Regions from separate parts of the Mus musculus genome. Here region 1 is linked to region 2. A link is a loop called in an ENCODE intact Hi-C map of the cell type or tissue named here. Cell type or tissue: gastrocnemius. All regions are shown on one strand. Links, peaks and the distances in the headings refer to the core of each region. The heading gives the core; the rest is flanking DNA.

Region 1 (6,424 bases), core at 1,018-6,017, 170 kb after region 2:
GCTCCCTGGAGTCTGGGTTAGTTGAGATTGCTGATCTTCCTATGGAGTTGCTTTCCCTTTCAGCTTCTTCAGTCCTTCCCCTATTTCAACCATATAAGTCTCTGATTTCAGTCCAATGGTTTGGTGTAACAGTCAGCTGCTGGTAGAGCTTATCTGAGAACAGCCATGCTAAGCTCCTGTCTGTAAGCACATCATAGCATAGTAGTATCAGGCCTTGGTTCCCCGCACAAACATCCCCAGTGAGATGCATCCCAAGTTGTGACAGTCATTGGACCTCCTTTAATTCAGTCTCTTCTCCATTTTTGTCTCTGCTGTTCTTTTAGATAGGAACAATTCTGGATCAGGAATTTTGACTGTGGGTTAGTTAGTAACTCTGTCCCTCCACTTGAGGCCATGTCTTATCTACTTGAGGTGGACTCTTTCAGTTACCTTTCCCCAGTGTTGGGCATTTTGTTTGAGGTCACACCCAATGAGTCCTGAGAGTGTTTCACCTCCTAGGTCTCTGGTACTGATACTCTCTAGAGGGTTCCCCACCTCCCACTCCCTGAGGCTGCTTATTTCCATTTATTCTCTAGGCCCTATGGGCTTCTCCCCTGTCCACTTCCCCCTCAATATTTGATCCCGTTCTCCTTTCCCTCCTCCAGTCTCCCACCCGTATCCTTCCCCCTTCAGAGTGGGGTTGAAGTCTCCTCATTTGGGCATTTCTGCTTGTTATCTTTCTGTAAGTTGTATCCTAGATATTCTGTACTTTTTGGCTACTATCTACTTATCAGTGAGTGAGTACATACTATGCATGTCCTTTTGATCTGAGTTACCTCACTCATGATGATATTTTCTAGTTATATCCATTTGCCTGAAAGAATCATGATGTCTTCATTTTTAATAGCTGAATACCATTCCTTTGTGTAAATGAACCACATTTTCTGTATCCATTCTTTGGTTGAGGGACATCTGGGTTATTTCCTGCTTCTGGCTATTTTTGAACATATTTCATTTGAAGATGATTTTTTAAAACACTCAATAGATCTCACCAATGTACATTAAAACCCAGCTACATGTAATGATAATTACTGAATATATATTTTGCAAATTAAGAGTGAGAGACATAGAATCTTCAGACAAACAACCTAAATTTAAAACTTAGCTCTACCAATTACCAACTGTGTAACTTCCAGAGAGTTGTTTGCTCTTTCAATGGCTAGTTTCTTAATTTCTTAATTTTTTGTATAATGATTTTACTGGGTTATTTTTGCCATAAATGAGTGTCTATTTATAATGCACATATCAGTGCCTAGAATATGCTATTATGTATACATTTTGTAGAGTAATAATAGGTAAGAGGTAGTAATTAAAATCATGGGAAGGGATATTATCAGCTGGGGACAAATAGTTTTAGAAAATAAGAGAAACAAGGAATGAGAACTCATTTATTTAATAAACAGAAATGGACCCTTATAACACACCAAGTAGATCAAAAGTTAGAAAGAAAAGCATATTGCTGTTTCTTCAAGAGTGAGAGAATAATGATGTTGCTGACTAAAGATTTTAAGTGTGAGATAAACTGCATTAATTGTAATAAAGAGCTGCAAGAATTGTTTAATAAGCATGTAGGATGCTATGATCCAACTCCCAGGATTTTCTTCTGATGTGGCTATGGTCTTATTATTATAGTACTTGGACTCTTGCCAATAGGCATGCCTCAAATATCAGCCTCTTTCCATAATTGCCTTGGCTACAGAATTCTTTCTTAAATGTGGGAATGAAACTCCATTTTTCTTTTGGTCACAGCATGGGTGCAGTGACTGATTATTATAAGCATAAACCCTCATGTTTTCTTCCTCTACAGGAAAAAGTTTGAGGGCTATTTCAGAATTGGACTGAGGCAGAGAAGATTTTTGTTGAAATGTATCTCAGGCTAATTTCTCTCTCTGCCAAATTTTTCTTTCACTGAAACTGATAATCTAATAAACTTCTTGTCCTCCCAACATCTGGATAGCACAACCTGTGATAATTAGTCTTGAAGCTTTAACCCAGATGAATAAGAAAAGCCCGACTGGAAAATATAATCAATAAATGGCAATTGATAAGATAGCAAACAAGGTAGGCAGCCTCCCAAGTGCCGTACCCCCCCCCCCCACACACAACACACACACACACTTAGACACACACAAACTCTTAGAGAGGGTTCTCACTGTATAACCCTGGCTAACCTGAAACTCACTTTGGTGACTAGGCTGACCTCAAATTCAGAGACCCACCTGCCTCTTCCTGAGTTCTGGAATAAAAGGTGTGCACAGCAATGTGTAGCAAAACGCATTTGATTTTTTTGTTTGTTTGTTTTAGTTGTTGTTGTCATTGTTGTTTTTTCCTAGTAACTTTGATTACATAGACAAAAGATGCCATAAAGCTTGAAAGCATTAAGGTCTGCCTATCTTTCCTGATGTCTTTAGTATGAGAACAGGGTACTTTATTGTCAAATAAATGTGCTATACAAAAATAGGAAAATGATACTTTCTCTTGACATATCAAAACCTGAAGTTCTTAAAAATCTTTAACGTTTAGCAGTTAGGGGTATGAGTAAACCTTTCTTCTTCCCTTTTTGTGAGACTAGATTTCATGTAGTTCTTGATGGCCTTCTACTAAGTAGCCAAGGGTGATCTTAAAGCCCCTATCGTCTTGCTTGTACTTTCCAAGCGCTAGAATTGCATATGTGTGTCACTAAGCCTGGTAATTCCATTTTTAAATAACCATATAAACCTTCAAATTGTCTACCTTATCAGTGTCCTGAATTTGAACACTGCAGCATACAAGATTGCCTATGTCAAATAAAATTTTATCTTTGAAAACACTTTCATAATATTCCACACCTAATTAAACTATAATTCCTCCTACCCATTAAACAGTATGATCCCAATTCTCAAATAGTCATTAACTGCAGGACTCTAGAGAATTCTTAGAGCTGGTTTCTGGAAATTAAGAGTTTCAAAAAGTTTATACAGGGGATTTAATGCACAGACACTCAAAGAATTGAATACATGACAGTAAGATACAGTTTTAACTGAGGTGTTAGTGTGGGAATGGAGAAAATGGTTAATCGATTAATGTAGAGCAAAACTTCAAGAAACAGAAAAAAATAATCACTTCTAGCCATGAGAAGGGAGATAAAGGTTTTCAACAATTTATGGCAACTACCAAATGCCTATCTGTGTCTACTGAATAAAACTGCTAAGGAGGACATTATTACATTGGCTTGCAAAAGCGCATGTACAAGTGCAGACAATTTAAGCCTGACACCGGAAGTATTTCATTTCATGTAGGCAGTGAAAGCACTTTCTCTTTTAGTTCCTCCTTTGATCCGGAAGAAGAGACCTCAACCTTCGCTGTCGATTGGACCACGTCATAAGGGCGGGGCCATGGCGATCCATTCGCCTTGGTAACCATATGTGACGTAGCTGTATGCCTAGGATCCCTGGCTCTAGGAGCTCGGTTTTAGTGGGCGCAGACTCCGATCAGGCCCTGTCGTGGGTGGTGCTATTGATGCCACGCCCCCCACGTCCTCTCTGACTGGCTGTGATGCGTCACGTAGCCAGAAGAGACTCGCCGGAAAACTGTGAGCTTGCCTGAGGTAGGAGTCTTCCGGCTTCTACAGCCACTTCCCACGGAAGCTGGGGGAGCCGCCCTCTCAACTATCTCCCGTCACACCCTTCTGTTCGCTCGCCTCAGACGCTGCCCTTCCACACCCGTGCTCTGGTTCGCGCCTACTTGGGGACGCTGTCCCCCCAGTATTCACTGCCCTATCCCCTCCCACCCATCTAAAATGTCTAATAGTCTCCAGAGCGTCATTCTGAAAACCGCAGAGGAAAAGTCAGGCTCGCGCTGGTAAGTACCAGTTCCCAGTTCTTCAGGCGCCCGCCCACACCCTGTGACTTAGGTTGTCATGGCCGCGTCAGCTGACGTTCAGCCGCGCGCACCGGGTGCTAGCTGCGGGGATGTGGGAGCACAGCGCCATCACAGCACACCTCCTTACACCGCACCCACTGCACACCAGTGCAGAGCCCTTGGCTCCCAGTCCTCTCCAAAATGTAAAGCAGCCCGCGATTACAACGCAGCTACCATCTCCTGGCCCCCAGCGCGCCCTACGCCACCCGCTCGAATTTCATAGGCGGAACAAGTAGATACCCACGGAAGTAAAACCAACTTGGCGATGCTCCAAGAATCTCAAACACTTACCAAAACACCCATCGTGGATTAGCAAGTGCAGCCCCGCGGCGCTGTAACTTCAAGTGAAAATAGTCCCATTTTAATGTACTTAGAAAATGTGTTCTAGAACAAGGGACTTTAGTATTTGAAAATTTCAACTAATATGGAGAAAAGTAAAAACTTGAAATGTGTTTTTCCAGGTAACACATTTGAAACGGGTCTAAAAGGGGTGCATCTCATTGGTTGTCTCTACAAAGGAACAGTTGGAACACTGTATGGCTCTGGTTAGGTAGGAAACTCACTATAGCCAGGACTGTCCACAATACAGCCTGGGTTTACCTCGTGTTAGGATTACAAAGGGTTCTGACAGTCTTTGGTTTGGAAATGTATCACCAGTAACATTTTTCTTTTAATTTTGTGTTAATCCAGATGAAATAAAAGCAGGAACAACAGAATATTCCTTAAGGAACAATTCTTTAATTTATGCTTTCCAGAGTTAATGAGTGCTTGTTGAGAAGCAAAGATTAGTAAGTCTGTAGAAGGTAAATGAACAACATAAAATCTAAGAGCAAAACTGATGAAAGGGGATTGTGGTTGAAAAAAGAAAATCTACCTGGTGTTTATTGCAGCTTTGTTTGTTACCATTTATGAGACTAATGTTTCACTTTCTAATAAAAATAATGGTATCAGGGAATATTTTGATAACAACAGAAAAGAAATAATTTAAGAAAGAAAGGATTATTTAAATATTTGCTCCAAGTTTAAGAACATGAATTTGTGTCCTGTTTCTAGGTTTCTTTTAGTTACAAGTATATACAAACCCAAATTGCAATGAAAAACCAATAGTGATTTTAAAAAAAACACACACACACATTTTCCTTTAAAACAATGCTCTAACAAAAACAAGTGACCATCCTGTGTCAGCCTTGCCAGTAGCTGAATCTTTAGGAAGCTGTTACTATGCAAGTACCCCCCCCAAAGTCATTAACAGTAACTAGTGAGCTGTTAACATAGAAAGAACTGTTATATAGCAATAGAGACGGCTCTTTGGTAGTCTGTATTTTGTGGAAATTTAAAGATAAATTGTATCCTATACAGAGAAGCAAAAGTAGAAGAAATGCTTTTTAGTCAATAATTTTATATGTTTTACCTGTATATGATATATTATAGATGATATAACTTATGTGTTTAAGATCATATTCTTTTCCAGTCCTATAAGATTAAGTGGTGCATTAAAGTTTTTTATTATGCCCTTGGGCTCTCTTTTAAACACTTTCTAACAATTTTGGCAAATTTTTAAGTCAGAAAAATATCTTAAATTCAATTATGTTTTGGTTACTTTCAACTTCTTTAATTCATTGGCTTATTTTCTTGTGCCTTGTTATATTTTCATGCTTTTATTTCTTAAATTTTCTGATATCATAACATATTCGGAGTAGTATTGTCATAGAGAATATTTATTACTTAATGTATGTAATTTAATCAAGCATAAAAATAGGAAACTCAGTTTTATAAGAACAATGCAAAAATCTGTATATTTGCAGTGTAGTAGTCATTTAATTATTAAGATTTGCATTGAATTCTTATTTACTCAGTTGTGTACCACAGGTAGCATAATAGCTCTAACGTTTGCTTTGGTCTGGTAACTATTTCATCTATTGGAGATTGAGTGTGCAGAAAATTTTTGGAATAGGATTGATGAGATTAAAATAGGTTTGAGTAACTAGTGACCGTGCTGATTTAGAATGAAGATTGTATTTCAGATGACTTCAGAAATCCGAGGGCTTGGATAAGATGGTAGAGAATTAGATTTAAAGAAATGGAATAAAAATTACACATACCTTATTAGGAAATTACTAAGATTTATTGAGAAGCTTTCTTGTCAATATTTGTGAATTAAATGAGACAAAGACAAATGTCCAGTTAAAATTACTGCTCTCAGCATGTGGCTTCATTCACTTGGGAAGAAAATGTTTCATTGCTGGTTGATGTCTTTGGTTGTAAAGTTTTATCTTTACAACTTCAGAGTAAACTTGGAGAGACATTAACACCATATAAGCTAACTGGACTTATGCAATTGAATTGTTGAACCTTGCTTTTTATATAAAGTATAAATAAGATTCCTTAAGGAAAGCATGTAATTCTGTATAAGTTATTGAAAATATTTTAAACCCTTGTATTTTTTTTTCAGCTAAAATGTTGATGACAGTGGAGGTCTATATTG
Region 2 (6,424 bases), core at 561-5,560:
ACATCACACCACGGCATGACACACACTATACAGAAAATAAAGTGCTGAGACAGAAAAGAGTTGAAAGAATGCATTTTGAATAGGGGTGGAAGTCATCAAACTTTTCTACCCATTTCAGAAGAAAAGAGTAAACGCGGTAGTAAGAGCAGGATAAAGAATAGTCCAAGAAGCAGAGAATGGGACAGTAAAGTGTGCCTTATTCGGGTACCTAGGAAATCACAAAGGTAGAACAAAAGTACATCAGATAGGAAAAGGAAGTGAGAAGCATCACTGAACGCAGGGGTTCACAGGCTGAGGTTAAGCATCGAGTTTTACTTAGATTGAATGGAAAATTCCCAATGAGCTTGTAACAAAGCCTACAATTCTAGAGTACAGCCTGTTAACTGAGAACAGGCTTTCATAATTATGAAAGTAATTTTAAACTGAAAAAAAAATTGGCTGCCTGTGGAAATTCAGTTTACAATATTGACCGCTGTGGTAGCCTTTCCACTTGTACTCAGTAAACACCCTCCCTCCTGCTACAACCTGACCCTAGTGCTCTACTTTCCTGTAACGCTTATCTGACTTTGAAGGTTTTGTTTGTAGGGCTTTATTTTGTCTTTACCCTCAACAGTGCTCCTTAAGTTCCATGACCGTAGGCCCATTCCTGTCTTGTTAACATTCTTTTCCCCACAGTCTCATACCACCGTTGACATGAAAAAGAAAATCAGTATTTATTGAGTATGATTCTTCTAGTATTTAATGAGCACTTGGTTGTTCTAGACCTAGAAAGATATAGCAGTCTACGTTCTCAGGAAATGCAAAAGGGTGTGTGAGTGGGGGTGAATGAGTCTCGTCCTCAACCAAGTTATCGTATAAATAACTTTTTGGAGGCATAGAGGGGTCATTTTCTGACAAAAGCATTTTTCCATTAGGCATGGATATATGCTTGACAAAGAAACAATGGTTAATGAATAAATTTACTAAAATCCATCAATTTGTAAGTTTTCAAGTCTCCCATGAAAAACACAGGGTAACAGTGTCTGACCCACTTTAGTCCTGTCATGGACGGGGTGGGAGGGGGCATCTGATAAGTATCACATTTAAAACAAAAACAGAAACAGAAAACTCAACTGCTGAGCAGACCATAAAGTAAACTTACACAATATCCAACTTGTGTGAAATTCTAGAACTTCCCTTCTGCCCCACCCCCATGATCCCCACCCATGTACAAGGGTTCCAGGTTTTTATCAGCACTGATTCAACAGTATGTTTACAAGCATTTCAGTGGGATTCAGTGGTATACAGCTTTCTGACCTCTGCCATTACTTAAAGTAAAATACTAATGGCTGAGACTATTAGGGAAGGGACCATAGAAGAAAAGAGAAAGAAAAACAAGAGAAAGAAAAATAAATAAATTAATAGGATCATAGGAATAAGTTCAGCATTATTTAACAAATGATACATAAAACATGTTTGTCTGGGGGCAGGGGGGCTTTTCTGTACTCAGAAGCAGACAGTACTGCTTAGATCTGGTGTTTTGCTGAAGTGAAATTGTGTGTTCCTTAAAGGGGGAAATAACTTCAGAGGAGGAGGGACCAAAAGCCTAGAGCTGTATTCTTTTTTATATTCTCTTAAAAACAGCACTGCATGGCCCTCAAAATGAGCACCACCAGCATTTCTAGCCAGTTTAAAGAGCAAAATATAGCTGGGTGGTGGTGCACACCTGTGATTCCAGCACTAAGAAGGTAGAGAGAAGCAGGGGGATCCCTGAGTTGGTGCGGATCTGGTCTACACAGCAAGTACCAGAACAGCCAAGGATACATAGTGAAACTTTGTCTAGAAAAAAAACCCAACCAACCATAAAAAAAAGAAGAAAAGAAGAAAAGAAGAAGAAGAAGAAGAAGAAGAAGAAGAAGAAGAAGAAGAAGAAGAAGAAAGCAAAATGTAGTTTAGAAAAGAAAGTGCTATGCAATAAAATGTAATTGGTAATGTGAGAGTCAGATTTACCTACTTCGTTTCTTAAAAGGAAGGGTTGTGTCTTTATGACCAGCTGTACAGGGACTTCAGTTATTCTCAGCATAGGCTAAATATGTAGCAAAATGATTTTGAAGCTTCAAATCTCATCGAATGCCAATAGTTTTAAATTGGTAATGCTCCAAATGTCTTATACAGTTTCCTTGTGTTTGAGCCAGTCAATTCAACACACATTCTGAACACATTCCTGACAGTTGTAAAGTAGAAAGGAAATATTCTAACAACTTACAAAGTTCCTATACTCGTTGAAAACTGACTATGAATTTGCCTCCTGCTGCAATAGACGTTGCCTGGTGAGTTAGAGTTTTAGCAATGCCATATATTCAACAGCAATGATACAACATTGGTAAAAACTGGTATCAAAATGCCAAGCATCAAACTGGAAAACTCAAACTCGGTAAAATGTAAAGCTTGAGGTTCAGCCAAGCATTCCTGGGAACACAGGCAAAAACCCCAGCAATCTCCTTCTAAGAACGCGACTGAAATAAAACTCTAGCTGGCAATCTCTGAGCCTGTCAATATGGGTTGAAATTTCTAGAAAAGTTGCCCAACAAGAAGCGTGGCCCGAGCCAGGAAACATCACTAACCGCCTCCCAAAAGGACAGCAAAGACCGCACAGGATGCTGCACGGTTCTTGGACTTGGCAACACCGGGCCAGGAGGGTGTGGACCCGCCAGACAAGGTCGGTTCCGCGAAGCCAGCGCCCCAGCCCTCGGCTCACCGGGGGTTAGCCTGGGGTGCTCCCTCCCACGACCACGGCTCGCATACCGCGCAGGCGCCCCTCCACCTCCGACTCCGGAGCCTTCGGGACTGGCCGTCGCCCCTCGCCGTGCCCACAACCCCGCGCGCGAGGCCACCCAGCGCCAGCAAGGACGGCGTTCCCCTTCAGCTAGTCCGTCCGCAGCTACCCAGTTCTGTCTAGCCCAGAGCCTCCGGCCCTCGCTCCGCTCCTCCCGGGACAAAACCGCCCCGCCACGTCCGCAACATCCCCGCCCCTTCCCTAGGCCGGGCCCCCGCAGCCTTACCCCGAACCCAACAAGCACAAGCCTAGAAATAGCAACTCCGACTCCAGGCGACTGAGTGACTGATAGGCGGCAGCACGTTCACGACACTTTCACGATTGCCGTAAAGAGGGGGGACTCAGAAAAGGTTGAGGCGCGCCTCCGAGCTACTCGGGAGCGCGCCCCGGGGCTCCGCCCAGGCTCCTACAGTGGGCCTGTTCTGCACTTTGAGGCTGGAGCTGGCTGGTCGGGGACAGGAAAGAAGGTGAGTGGGAGGGGGAAAAGTGCCTGGCCTGGCGCTCGGCAGGTTTTCTACTTGGGTGCTGTGTCGAAGTGTGGTTCGCAAGCCAAGAGCGAGGGCACAACGCGAGCCCCCTTGGTCCCACGGGCGCGCGAGCCACGCGAACCTCGGTAGCTTCACCTGGTTCCGTGAACTTCGTGACACCCACGACTAGAGTCGCGAGCCAGCTCCGGGAACCCACGAATCACGGGAGATGACAACTAGGCTGAGGTCTCCGCGTCCTACTTTTTCTCTTCTTTAGTACCTCTACCACCACTTCATCCCAAGCGATGCGTCGTGCCAAGCATGGTGTCCCTTATATTTTTCTGGTGCCAGGGACAGTGAAACTCTTGTACTACAAGACTTAGGAGTGTGTGTGCAAGGGGTTGCTTTTGTTGAATCAACTAAGGAAACCTTTGCCCTAATACCCTTTGTCATCCCTGTGCCCTTATTTCTACTTGGTTGGGGCTGAGGAAGTTCAAAACTGAGACCAGTGGTGACCTTGTGTTTACACAGAGCTCTGTCTCCACCCCATGATTGTGTTTCAAAGGGAGTGGTCCCTAGTTGAAAGGAAATCACAAGTCCTGGGAATCCTAACAGCTGCTTTCCTTTGTAAAGCACTGAGACAGGAATAAGTTTTCCAGCTTTCCCAATTTTAATTTACATACCGAATGCAACATTTTTTTAATCTATCGGGGCTGCGTTATCAAATTTTAATTTATTGGCAGTGAAACTAGATGCTTTGAGATTAGCCATTGGAAAATGTTACATTTGTCAAGAGGCCATATTAGAATTTAGGAAAATAGTCCTTGTTATGCTTTGTTTGTGGCCTGATATTTCTATTCGCCTCTGAAAAAAACCTGGGGCCACCTGTTCATTCACTTGGAACATCCAGAGTTTACACTTTTGTTATTCTTTAGTTATTACCACTTAGAAGAGACAACATTAAAAAGGTTCTTTTTATTACCAGTGGCTTTTAAATGCTTATGAAAATAAAAAATGTAACTGGATTTCTGACTCATGGAGCTTCAAAGTAAGCAGAGGAGATGGGTAAGAGATGCAAAAAAATTTGTTAAATATCCTTACTGTTGTGTGAAGTTTTCTTATATATTTTTAAGTCATCTTAAAGCTTTCTTTTTTGGTTCTGGAAATTGAACTTAAGGCCTCTTGTTTGCTATGCAAACACTCTTTAAAAGGGTTCTTGAATGCTTTGACCCATAAAATAGTTAAACATTACACTCGTAATCCTGTTGGTCTGAGACTGCTCTCACGTTTCCTTTTTGGAGGGGAAGGCACTGGACAGTTGTTAGTCTTCCATGTTACTCTTCCTGTCTACTTTGGTTTCTCACTTGTCTCCGAAAGACTCTTAACAATATTTTAAGCCCTGCCTTGCTTCTAAGCAGTCAGTTTAAACAGCTAGAATCTTCAAAGCCTAAACACATACAAGTATTTAATACCTCAAAAAAATTATATGCAGCCATGTATGGGTAGTTATGACTGCAATTTATGAATTGTTATAGTATTTTATACTTATATTTCACATAGAATACTACATCCCAGAAATTTGAAATTTGCCTGAAACTCAATAATTAGAAAGTGTTAATTATGGATTTTTTTAAAAAAAGATAACATCCAGGGGTTAGGGAAATGCTGTGCCAAACAATAAGAAAATTGACTTCCTACAATTAAAACTTTTTTTAAAAATTACCGCTGATAGATCACTATTATAAAAGATCTCAAGCATTAGGTCCTTAAAGGAAACATTTTGCTCACAGTGCTGCATTCTAGTGTTCAGGCCACAGACACTGTTGGTTCATTGGCTAGTATTTGTGTGCTGCTTAAAATCATGTGTTTGAAATGATAATGTATCATCTTTGTATATAGATTTCAGGATTTGAAAAGGGAACCGGTTTGGGCAGTTGTGAAAATTGACATTTTGAGAACAGTTTCTCTCTCACCTTATGAAAAGACCACCTTAGGAAGGAACCTAACATCTGTTATCTCAGTATTTGAATAAACCTCACTGAAACAGCTATTCTTTTAGATGGCTTAAAATATGTGAGATGGCTCAGCATGTGAGATATTTACTAGCAATGCTGATGGCCTGAGTTCATTTCCTGGGACACATGTAGTGGAAAGAGAAAACTGATTCCTGGGCATGTATACACCCACCTCTAACTCCACCCCAACCCCCATTCTACCCCTACCCCTATCCTTACCTCCCATACATATAAAACAAAAAATTGAATGTAATCTAAAAATATCAGATAATATTAAAGACTACTATTAACTGTATATCACCAGTATGTTAGGGTCTTTCCTTGCTGTCACTCTAACTTCTATAACAACTCTCTAGCAGAGTCTGCTGGACTTTTCCATGATAAAAACATGTCCCGTACTTTGTCTAGTTGCTAGCCACTAGCCTGGGTCTGAGCATTTGGATAGTGGTGACTACAATATAGGACTGAAATTTGAAATTTTATTATATATTAATTTAAATAACTGTACCTTTCTAGTAACTACTGTGTGGTACAACTTTTGACGATATTTGCATTTTTCAAAGGAAGAACTAGCTCAGATAAATTCTGAAGCTTGCCCAAGATCCCGCAGCTTTACTTTTAAGAAGATTTTGCGGAGGGGAATACTTGTTAATTTGGAAATGCAGATTGAATGGATGGAGGGGAAGAAAAGCAGTTCAACCAGGAATGGAGAATCTAAACAAGAATGGTTACACTATACAGTGAGTAGAAGGGAGGAAGGAATGACTTACAGAAATAGGACTGCCATCATTTGGTGGTAGCATGTGAGCATTGTGGGGAGAGAGCCTGCTCTGCAAGAGTTACTATAATGTCCAAGAATCTGAGGAAAATGATAATACCGCTTACTGAAATGAAAATCCAACCCATTACTGGAGTTAAGATGATTGGTGTCAGCTTTTTGTTTACTCAATAATTACTGAGTGAAAATGGGTGAGTTCCTGTGTTTGCAGTTGGTGAAGTAGCATCTCTCTCATTCAGTTCACTTACCTTCCTAAATGTTCATACTATAGAAGTGAAGAGCTGTGCAAATCCAGTTTTCTCAGGAACTGCTTACTTCTCCATGCAAAGAGCTTAGGAGTTGTTGTATG

Evidence for each region. A loop is a pair of places that touch in the nucleus more often than their neighbours do. Peaks named below come from ENCODE experiments on the same cell type or tissue, not always from the same donor. Only the 100,000 strongest peaks of a DNase experiment are listed, where the experiment ranks them.
Region 1: it touches region 2 in a loop (8-fold over the local background); 11 of 42 quality-filtered maps call a loop at or near these places.

What each region holds. Positions count from the first base shown.
Region 1 is chr3:106,718,228-106,724,651 of GRCm38, forward strand. Lrif1 (ligand dependent nuclear receptor interacting factor 1) reads left to right here and starts at 3,455. Exons shown (of 4, transcript NM_001039488.1): 1 at 3,455-3,879. The coding sequence starts at 3,818. In gastrocnemius, for the core only: a CTCF peak has its summit at 4,041; DNase peaks (open chromatin) are centred at 3,488 and 4,012; H3K4me3 peaks cover 2,067 bases; H3K27ac peaks cover 1,739 bases.
Region 2 is chr3:106,544,639-106,551,062 of GRCm38, forward strand. It overlaps Cept1 (choline/ethanolaminephosphotransferase 1), which reads right to left and starts at 3,164. Exons shown (of 9, transcript NM_133869.4): 1 at 3,042-3,164. It overlaps Dram2 (DNA-damage regulated autophagy modulator 2), which reads left to right and starts at 3,160. Exons shown (of 9, transcript NM_026013.3): 1 at 3,160-3,282. In gastrocnemius, for the core only: no CTCF peak of the experiment used is centred there; a DNase peak (open chromatin) is centred at 3,148; H3K4me3 peaks cover 3,906 bases; H3K27ac peaks cover 4,792 bases.